Regions from separate parts of the Homo sapiens genome. Here region 2 is linked to region 1. Evidence: chromatin loops called from intact Hi-C (ENCODE). Cell type or tissue: MCF 10A. All regions are shown on one strand. Links, peaks and the distances in the headings refer to the core of each region. The heading gives the core; the rest is flanking DNA.

Region 1 (4,397 bases), core at 296-4,295:
ACAGGCATGCGCCACCAGGCCCAGCTAATTTTTTTTGTATTTTTAGTAGAGACGGGTTTCTCCATGTTGGCCAGGCTGGTCTCGAACTCTCAACCTCAGGTGATCCACCTGCCTCAGCCTCCCAAAGTGCTGTGATTACAGGTGTGAGCTACCTCGCCCGGCCTTTTTTTTTTTTTTTTTTTTTTTTTTGAGACATGTTCTTGCTCTGTCACCCAGGCTAGGGTGCAGTGGTGTGATCACAGCTCACTGCAGCCTTGACCTCTTGGGCTCGAGTGATCCTCCCACCTCCTTCCCAAAGTACTGGAATTACAGGCTTGAGCCACCCCGCGTGGCTAGGTTTTTTGTTTGTTTGTTTCTGTTTTTTGAGATAGTGTCTCTCTCTGTCACCCAGGCTGGAGTGCAGTGGCGCAATCTCAACTCACTGCAGCCTTGACATTCCAGGCTCAAGCAGTCCTCCCACCTCAGCCTCCATAGTACTTAGTACTATAGGTGCACACCACCATGCCCAGCTAATTTTATATTTTCTAGAGACAAGGTCTCACTGTGTTGCCCAGGCTGGTCTTGAACTCCTAGACTCAATCATCCTGCCTCAGCCTCCCAAAGTGCTGGGATTACAGGTGTGAGCCACTGCCCCTGGCCAATTATTATTATTATTATTATTATTATTATTATTATTATTATTATTATTTTAGTAGAGATAGGGTTTCTCCATGTTAGCCAGGCTGGTCTCAAACTCCTGACCTCAGGTGATTCACCCACGTCGGCCTCCCAAAGTGCTGGGATTACAAGTATGAGCCACGGTGTCCGGCCCAATTTTTTTTAATATATAAATAAATGACTGAATACAGACAAACCAAGATAACCCTAGTGGTTTCCTGCTCTCTTTTTTGTTAGCATGATCAGTCATAGAATTCATGTAGCTTGACTTCAAAAGTTTTTCTGGTTTAGTCCATCCTCTGGAATAATAACTAATAGTTTCTATCCTATTTTCTAAGATACATGCATTTTAAAGCTAATGGGATATTTGATCACAATGTCCTGCTGGGGTGTTAAATCAAAGAAACCAAAGCTTTCTTTCATTTTATTTTGTCTATGGCATCTTTCCTGCATTCTCCAAATGTTCTCTGGTTAATCACTTGATCCACACCAAATAAGTCAAATGAACTCACCTGATGAAATGCAAAAGAAAGCCTGTAAGAACTTTAAGTTTGCAAATACAATTAGACTCTCTTTAATTCAAATAGTCGGATAATGCGATTCCCTAAGATTGTCATTCAGAATACCAACTCTCATTGTACTGAGGGGAGAGAAGATGCATAGAAACTCCAGGTGACAAAATATTTAAAAACACAGAATATTTTTTTCAAATGTATTCTTCTAATTTAAAGATGACACATCTTATAAGGGGGGATGAGAGCAATAAAACCGCTCCCAGTTATTACAGTGAACCTGCCAGAAGACCAGTCTTTGATGCCTATCAGCAGTCTCTGTCTATAGAAGCTGTTCCAGCTTTCATCCAGCCTTCTGGGTCCACTTCTCCACTCTCATTCCTCACATGTTGACCCTTGGGGATCTCCTACTGGAAAGTGCTCTTTCCTGCCATCACCCTCCTAGGCCCCTACCAGGGACCCAGCCCCAATGGGGCTTAATAGGCACCTTGGCATGGTAGTCTGGTGCCCTAGACTTTTTTTCTTTTAATTGAGGCAGAGTCTCACTACGTTGCCCAGGTTGGTCTCGAACCCCTGGGCTCAAGCATTCTTCCTGCCTCAGCCTCCTGAGTAGCTGGAACTACAAGCCACGTGCCACCTCGCCCAGCCAGTTACCCTAGACTTTTTGACGAAAAGAAAAAGTTTTCCAGGTTAAGAAAATGAACCATAGAAAATTACAATTGTAGCACCAAAAAGGAAACTGGCTGACAGACCAGCAGCTCAGAGATCAGTGACTTAGACAATGCTGCCACCTATCGACCAAAAATGGAAGTACGGCTGGTCTTAACAAATTTAGAGCGACTTAATGGAAAATTTCATATGGATTTGGAATAGGTAGTCACTGAATTGTTATTACCATCATTACTGGTGCTTCAACAATAAGGTTTTTCTAGTCCTAACACAATCACAACTAAATCCTATGAGCAGGGGGTGCGGCAGAAACTGAGGATGTAGAGTAGGAAAGTAGAGTCATGAATGTGAAGGAGTAAGTACTCTAGTACTTTTCCTTAATTCTGTGAATGTGGAGTAGGAAATCAGTTCAAATCCTGAAAGAGGGAATAGAGGGAATAAAGGCTAAGAAAAGCGCCCTTATTAGAAAAACAGATGGAGTAAGAGGAAGATAACAGCACCAGGAGACTGAGCACCTCCCATACACCACACACTGACTCAACAAGGTACATTCACATAAGGAATCTAATTTAATCCCCACTAAAACCCTGCCAGACTAGCATTTTCGTCTCCATTATTGGGTCCCTATTATTAGAGTGTAGCCAAAAAAAGGTACAGATTTGCATAAGCTCACAGCTCAGACCCAGCAGGGCTGGTTTGAACTCAGGTCTGTCTGCCCTGTCACAAAAGCCCATTCTCATTTTAACAGACCAAAACCACCTATTCTCACTTTTCAAATTTTTTAAGGCAAATATTGAGTACATAAGATTGTTCGGATTACAATCTCCTGCTGGGGTGTTAAATAAAGGAAACCAAAGCTTTAGGGGATGCCTATGCCGGGAGATTTGGTGCCACAGATTCTCTTTAACCCGTAGGGGCTCTTTTTTTTCCTTTCTCCTTCCTGCCCCATTTTTCTCTCCCCTCTAAAATCCTCTGTCTAACTATAGATACAGTACAGTAGCAACAGCCACTATCTACATATGGCCATTGGTACTTGAAATTAGGCTAGTCCAAATTGATATGCACTGTACATGTAAAATGCACACTGGATTTCTGGGACTTCATATAAAAATTTTAAAATCCCATTAATTATTTTTATATTGATTACACAGTGACATGACACTATTTTGGCTATATCCAGTTAAATAAAGTATGTCATTAAAATTAATTTCATCTGTTTTATTTTTTAACAGGACTACTAGAAAATTTTAAATTACATGTCTGGATGGCACTGTATTTCAACTGGATAGCGCCGGTTTAAAGACATGCAAACATGCTTTTGTAAAGAAACGCATTTCATACATTAATTAGTATAAGATCACAGGCATGAAACCAAAATCTGTTTCCTGCTCAGTTGATAGGCAGAAAACTGCCATCTGAGGTTCAATTAAGACAACTATAATTATTAACCGGGAGCTTCTCATCGTGAGCAAACTAATGAAGCCTGATTTTCTCTGGTTGTATGCCTTATGAGTGACTGATTTGTTCACTAATTATCCCAAAGTTTTTTATCCTGCAGATTACATTAATAATAGTGTGATTTATATACTAGAAGAATATGCTCTATCAGGCTCAACAATAACTTCACATTTCTCATATTAGAGAAAGTTGAGCTATTACTATTCCCCTCAGAAGCATGTTCCTAAGACGCTGCAGAATCTTCTCACCCCTACCTAGTTCAATGTCTTTAAAGCAGATGGAAATGTCATTGTGAACCAAAGGCTAGTCACATCCTAGGATTAAACCTATTTACCTCGAAGGCTTATTTTCAGGCTAACCAGGGTTCCTTACAACTTTTTCTTATCAAAAACAATCCTGGAAAAATGGACTTAGAGAAATCTACAGGCCAATGGACTCCTAAAGACAAGATACAGTCAAAGTTTCTAACCAGGAATTAAAAGATCAGGCTTACTCCCTAGGATGACAAACAATTGGTCCAAACCATATGGAGGTGCTCCTTCTACAGAGCCCTCAGCACAGTGGTACCTGAGACTGGACTTCATGAGCAGGGTTCTTGGGCAGGCAGAGCACATTCTGGGATGGCAGAAGACATTCTGCCTGTCCAAGAATTTCAAAGAGCCTCCATCTGCCCCTTGGAGTCAGGGTCTATGTCAATCATGATGCCGAGTTTCCAGACAGGAGGAGAATGGACTAATTAATTTCTCAAGTTCGCCTTCAAAACCAGACTCTGATCCCCCACTTTCAGCATAAGGGAACAGACCCAATAAGTTAAATTGAAGTTAAAAAAAAAAAAAAACCCTGGTCTGAGGTTTCCTAGGAACCCACTTGAATAGTGCACAATACAAACTCAACAGATATCTTCTGCCAGCTCTTTTCAATTTTCTCTGCTATGTGTGATATTTTCCATGGATGAGACCAGAGATGTTTGGTTGTAAATGATTGTCAGATGTTTAAACAATTTTGTTGCTGAAACATGATAATTTCCAGAAGCCCCTTTTCTGTACACGGTATCTTTTGCTAAGACCCACCACAAAGAAAATGAGTTGTACCAGAAGAATG
Region 2 (4,397 bases), core at 210-4,209, 230 kb before region 1:
CTAAACAGGATTTGAGGTGACAAACACTACCAATAGTGAAATGAATTTTTTAAATTAAAATTATATACTGGGAGCAGAAAAACAAATCATACCCCCACCAAAATAATAATGTGGGGCTAAATATTTGAATTGTGATAGAATGTTAAATGTCACTCTGTGTTTACAAGGTGACACAGAGAAAAGTAAAGCTTTACAAAATTGTTACGATCCAATCAAACTGTGTTTCCAACATTATTTATATGTCTAGCTGGCTTAGGACAGAGTCTATAATAAAAGAACATATGTAACTCATGACAATGGAGATCAGACCTGTGACCTCATGAACAGTGTTTGAAAATTTTTTACTTTTGTTTATTGACTGTATCTCACCTCTTGTGAAAAGAATTATAGCAAATGTAAAACAAATGATATATACAACAAGTTAATAAGGTGGAACTACAAAAACAGGAAGAGAGAAAACAGATAATATTAAATATAAGAGTTAACAGTTGTCTCTTTGAGGGCAGCAACTATGATAACACGGTTCAATCTAACATAGTTCTAAGTATGTACTTGGCACTTGTTATGTGTGAACATTTGAGCAAATGAATACCGTGAATGAGAGTCTAATTTGCCTTTGAGCTTCCTGGCGGCTAGGGCAAAAAGAGAAATAACCAGCTTATAGATATTTTTGCACCTGGATTAGAGTGGTAATTGTGGATTTGTTTGATTAAACACAAAAGAAAATGTACCCTTAATCCTCATACCTCCAGATTCTTGTGCCCAAGGAAGTAAACAGTGAATCTTTCCATCCCGCTCCTCAGCACAGTGCCTTGCATAAAATAAATATTTGTTGCATGAATATATTAATAAGATCATTAAAATAAAGGGTTTTTGATACATCTAAGACGTGTTTCCATTTCCTCCTTTCCTATCCCATCAATAACTTATCCCCAATCCTTTTTCAACCTTAAAGTTCAGAGAGGAAAAAAAAATTGTCAGGAGGGTATTGAAGGTGAAGGTATTCCAGGTAGATGACATGGCTTCAGCAAAGGCATCCGGGGAGAAAGTCAAGGTAAGTTAGAAAATCTCTGTGCACAGAAGGAAATGGGGCAACACAGGAGGTTCGAATACTGGACTTTAAGTTTATGACTCCACAGGCCATAGAGAGCCTTTGGAAGATTGGGATTGGAGGAGTAAAATAATCAGGGGTTTGGCCTATGCTTATTAATTCTGGTATCAGTGTGGCTAATGAATTCAAAGAAAGGAGAAGAGGGAGGTAGAGCAGATAAACTTAGTTACTCTAGTATAAGTGAGAAATTCAAGGTCTGGCCCAGGGCAGGGAAATGACCTTGAGGGGGATGAATGTAAGAGCAATATCAGAAATCAAGTCAAAAAGTCCAGCATCTGTTTAGCTGTGAAGTGAGAAGAAATGAAGGGGAAAAGGCATCAAAGAGGCTTGGGGAACAGTGTGGTAGTAATAGAAATAGGAAATGCAGGAGGAAAGCAGCAGGATGGGGTGCAAGAAGAAGTTTGGTGACTTTTCAAAATGTTTTCCCATCCATTATCTCATTGATTTCATATGCAAACAGAGTGAGATCCACCCTGAATGTCAGCTGAAAACTGCTCTGCCCCTGTTTAGAGCTGCCAAGTTTCAATGAGCAAACGTATGCCTTGATCCTTCTGGTGGTACCAGGGCACCCACTGGCAGGTGCCCTGCCCTCTCCAGGCAGCCCCAAAGCTTCGCCAGGGCTCAGCCACCCCATCCTGGCTCCGAGCCAGCAGCAGCTAAAAAGTGGGTAGTGAAAACACTGCGGCCTGCCATGCTTGCCAGGAACATGGATGGGTGTGCCCCGGAGTTCAGCCAGAGTCTCCCAGAACATCTGGGCAGGGTGGGGAGGGAGGAGCACAGCCATTGGAGTTTCTTTAGTGTCTCATCTTTCTTCCCGCTGGGTAGCAGGCTCTGGTTTCACCACTGACTCACTTCCAGGCACAGGCAAGTGGTTTCACCCCAGGCTGCAACTTCTCCCCTGAGCAATGGGACAGATAATATTTCTCACCTCCTTAGGACAGCAAGACATTAATGAGAGGGCTCTGCATGCTCCTGGCTGAGCCTCAGTTGGATGGCACAAGCAATTGCATAGAGAGAAGAAACACTGACCTAGTCATAAAAAGTCAGTCCTGGACGGGGCTCCAGCACAGAGCTGATCTAGCCTCTCACCTCGCAGATGAGGGGCCTCCAGTCTGTAGCCACAACCACTCCCAGCTGTCATCTGTTGGTTTTCAGATATATATGTTGGGGCCTCTTATGGATCCCTACATCCCAAGGAAAATCCAAATTTCTCTGCACAAGCTGGTCCCACTCAACATTTCCAGCCTCCTCTCCTTCATTCCCCTTCTCTCTTCCCTCCTCCTCACTCAACTCCAGGCGTTCACAACTCTACATTACACCCCCCCCACCCCGACACACACACACTGTGACTCAGACACTCCCCATCCATTTTCCTGGCACAGGTCTGTGCTCTGCTACCCAATCAGCAGTGTCCTCAGGCAGGAGTCCACTTTCCTTTCTTCTCTGCCCTGTTGAAAACCCACCTCTTAAGCCCTCAGACAGGTAATTAGCACCTCCTCTGCCTGGCAGGCTGTTTAGCATTTATCACAAGGTATCTCCAGTTTTCCTTTAGATATCTGCCTCCTTCACTAGAAAACACACAGATGTGTGACTTAGAGAGCTTAGTGTCCTCCCAGAGTCAGGCCCTGGTGACAGATGTGGGAAATGAAGAAGGAAAAATGCAGATTATAATAGGGTTTACAAACCAAGGGTGCAAAAAAAGGGGTACAGTGAAGTCTGCCTCCAGTCCCTGCTCTCTGCCCAGCTCTCCCTGATACATAACATGCCAGGTAGTAGGTTATGAGGTATCCTTCAGTTTCTTTAAGCATACACCCCAAAAACCACAACACAAATATAGATCCTTTACTTCCCGCTTTGTAACCCAAATCATAAACTTTTTTTTTACAGAGACCCTTTAAAATCTTTCAAGTTTCTCATATTCATCCTCCCTCTATTCCGATCTTCAACTCATAGGTTTAACTATCCATGAAACAAATAATACCACACATTTAATGTAAGTCACAGTACAGGTGCATCTTGCCTTTAAAAATGATTGAGTTCCTGGGAAATTATGTAAAATCACATTTGTATTAAAGTAGTCACATTTCCAGTGCATTGAAGGGGCATGTTGTTTAAAGATATTCAGGAGTGTATCTTCTTACCGATGAGGAAGTGGTATACTCTGCTACTCCCCAAACTGTTGATTCAGTTCAGATTTGCTAACACCTCATTCTTTTAGAACCCAGTAACACAGATTTAAAAGAGAGCAAGTTTCTCTGTCTAGTGAGAAAAAGGGTAAAATTTAGAGCCAGAGTTCCTCCCACAGAAACCCCTTCAAACCCCAAATACAGGGAACTGATAGCCCTGGTCGACCCCACCTTTTCATCTATGGAGCCAGACTCTGTGGACACATTTGCAGCTTCCTGGGGATTGGCAAGGTAGTGAGAAGCTGCTTCCATGATTTCAGCTTGCAATGGCACCATCTAATGATTTTAAAGAAATTTCTGTTAGAGACAGAGTCTCACTCTGTTGCCCAGGCTGGAGTGCAGTGCCATGATCATGGTTCACTATAACCTCCAGCTCCTGAGCTCAAGTGATCCTCCTGCCTCAGCCTCCCAAGAAGCTGGGACTACAAGCATGTGCCACCATTCCTGGTTAATTTTTTACATTTTTTGTAGAGGCGCGGTCTTGCTATGTTGCCCAGGCTGGTCCAAACTCCTGGCCTCAAGCGATCCTCCCATCACAGCCTCCCAAAACCCTGAGAGTACAGGCATGAGCCACCATACCGGCTGGCCACCTAATGACTTTAACTGTTCAAGATTGTAGATCAGGGGTCCATCAACTACAGCCAGGGGCCAAACCCAACCCATTGCTTGTTTTTTGCACAGCCTGCAAACTAAAAGTTTTTACATTTTAAAGTGACTTTTAAGATTAAAAGAAAAATATTTTGTGACATGTGAAAATTATATGAACAATTTACATTTCAGTGTTCATAATAAAGTTTTGTTAGGACACCTTCATGCTCCTTTGTTTAGTGACTGCCTATGACTGCTCTCACCCTACAGCAACACAGTCGAATAGTTGGAATTGCAAAGTCGAAAGCCTAAAATATTTGCTCTCTGGCCCTTCACAGAAAAAGCTTGCCAAACCCTGTTCTAAAAGATACTATAAGACCCAAAGTAGATGTCCAGATGAAACAGATGCATCTCTTTCAGCTTTAGGTGTCTGTACCCGGCCAAATAGGATCTCAGTGCTGAGACTTTTGTTCTTCTTGAAGAAAAGCATCGCCACCATGAACCAATGCTGA

Evidence for each region. A loop is a pair of places that touch in the nucleus more often than their neighbours do. Peaks named below come from ENCODE experiments on the same cell type or tissue, not always from the same donor. Only the 100,000 strongest peaks of a DNase experiment are listed, where the experiment ranks them.
Region 2: it touches region 1 in a loop (7-fold over the local background); 15 of 110 quality-filtered maps call a loop at or near these places.

Annotation. Positions count from the first base shown.
Region 1 is chr1:165,591,172-165,595,568 of GRCh38, forward strand. No RefSeq gene overlaps it. Among named protein-coding and RNA genes, the nearest start is that of LRRC52-AS1, 11 kb to the left of the region's middle. In MCF 10A, for the core only: a CTCF peak has its summit at 1,969 (motif pointing left); a DNase peak (open chromatin) is centred at 1,970.
Region 2 is chr1:165,363,030-165,367,426 of GRCh38, forward strand. No RefSeq gene overlaps it. Among named protein-coding and RNA genes, the nearest start is that of LMX1A, 8.5 kb to the left of the region's middle. In MCF 10A, for the core only: no CTCF peak of the experiment used is centred there; DNase peaks (open chromatin) are centred at 1,872 and 2,472.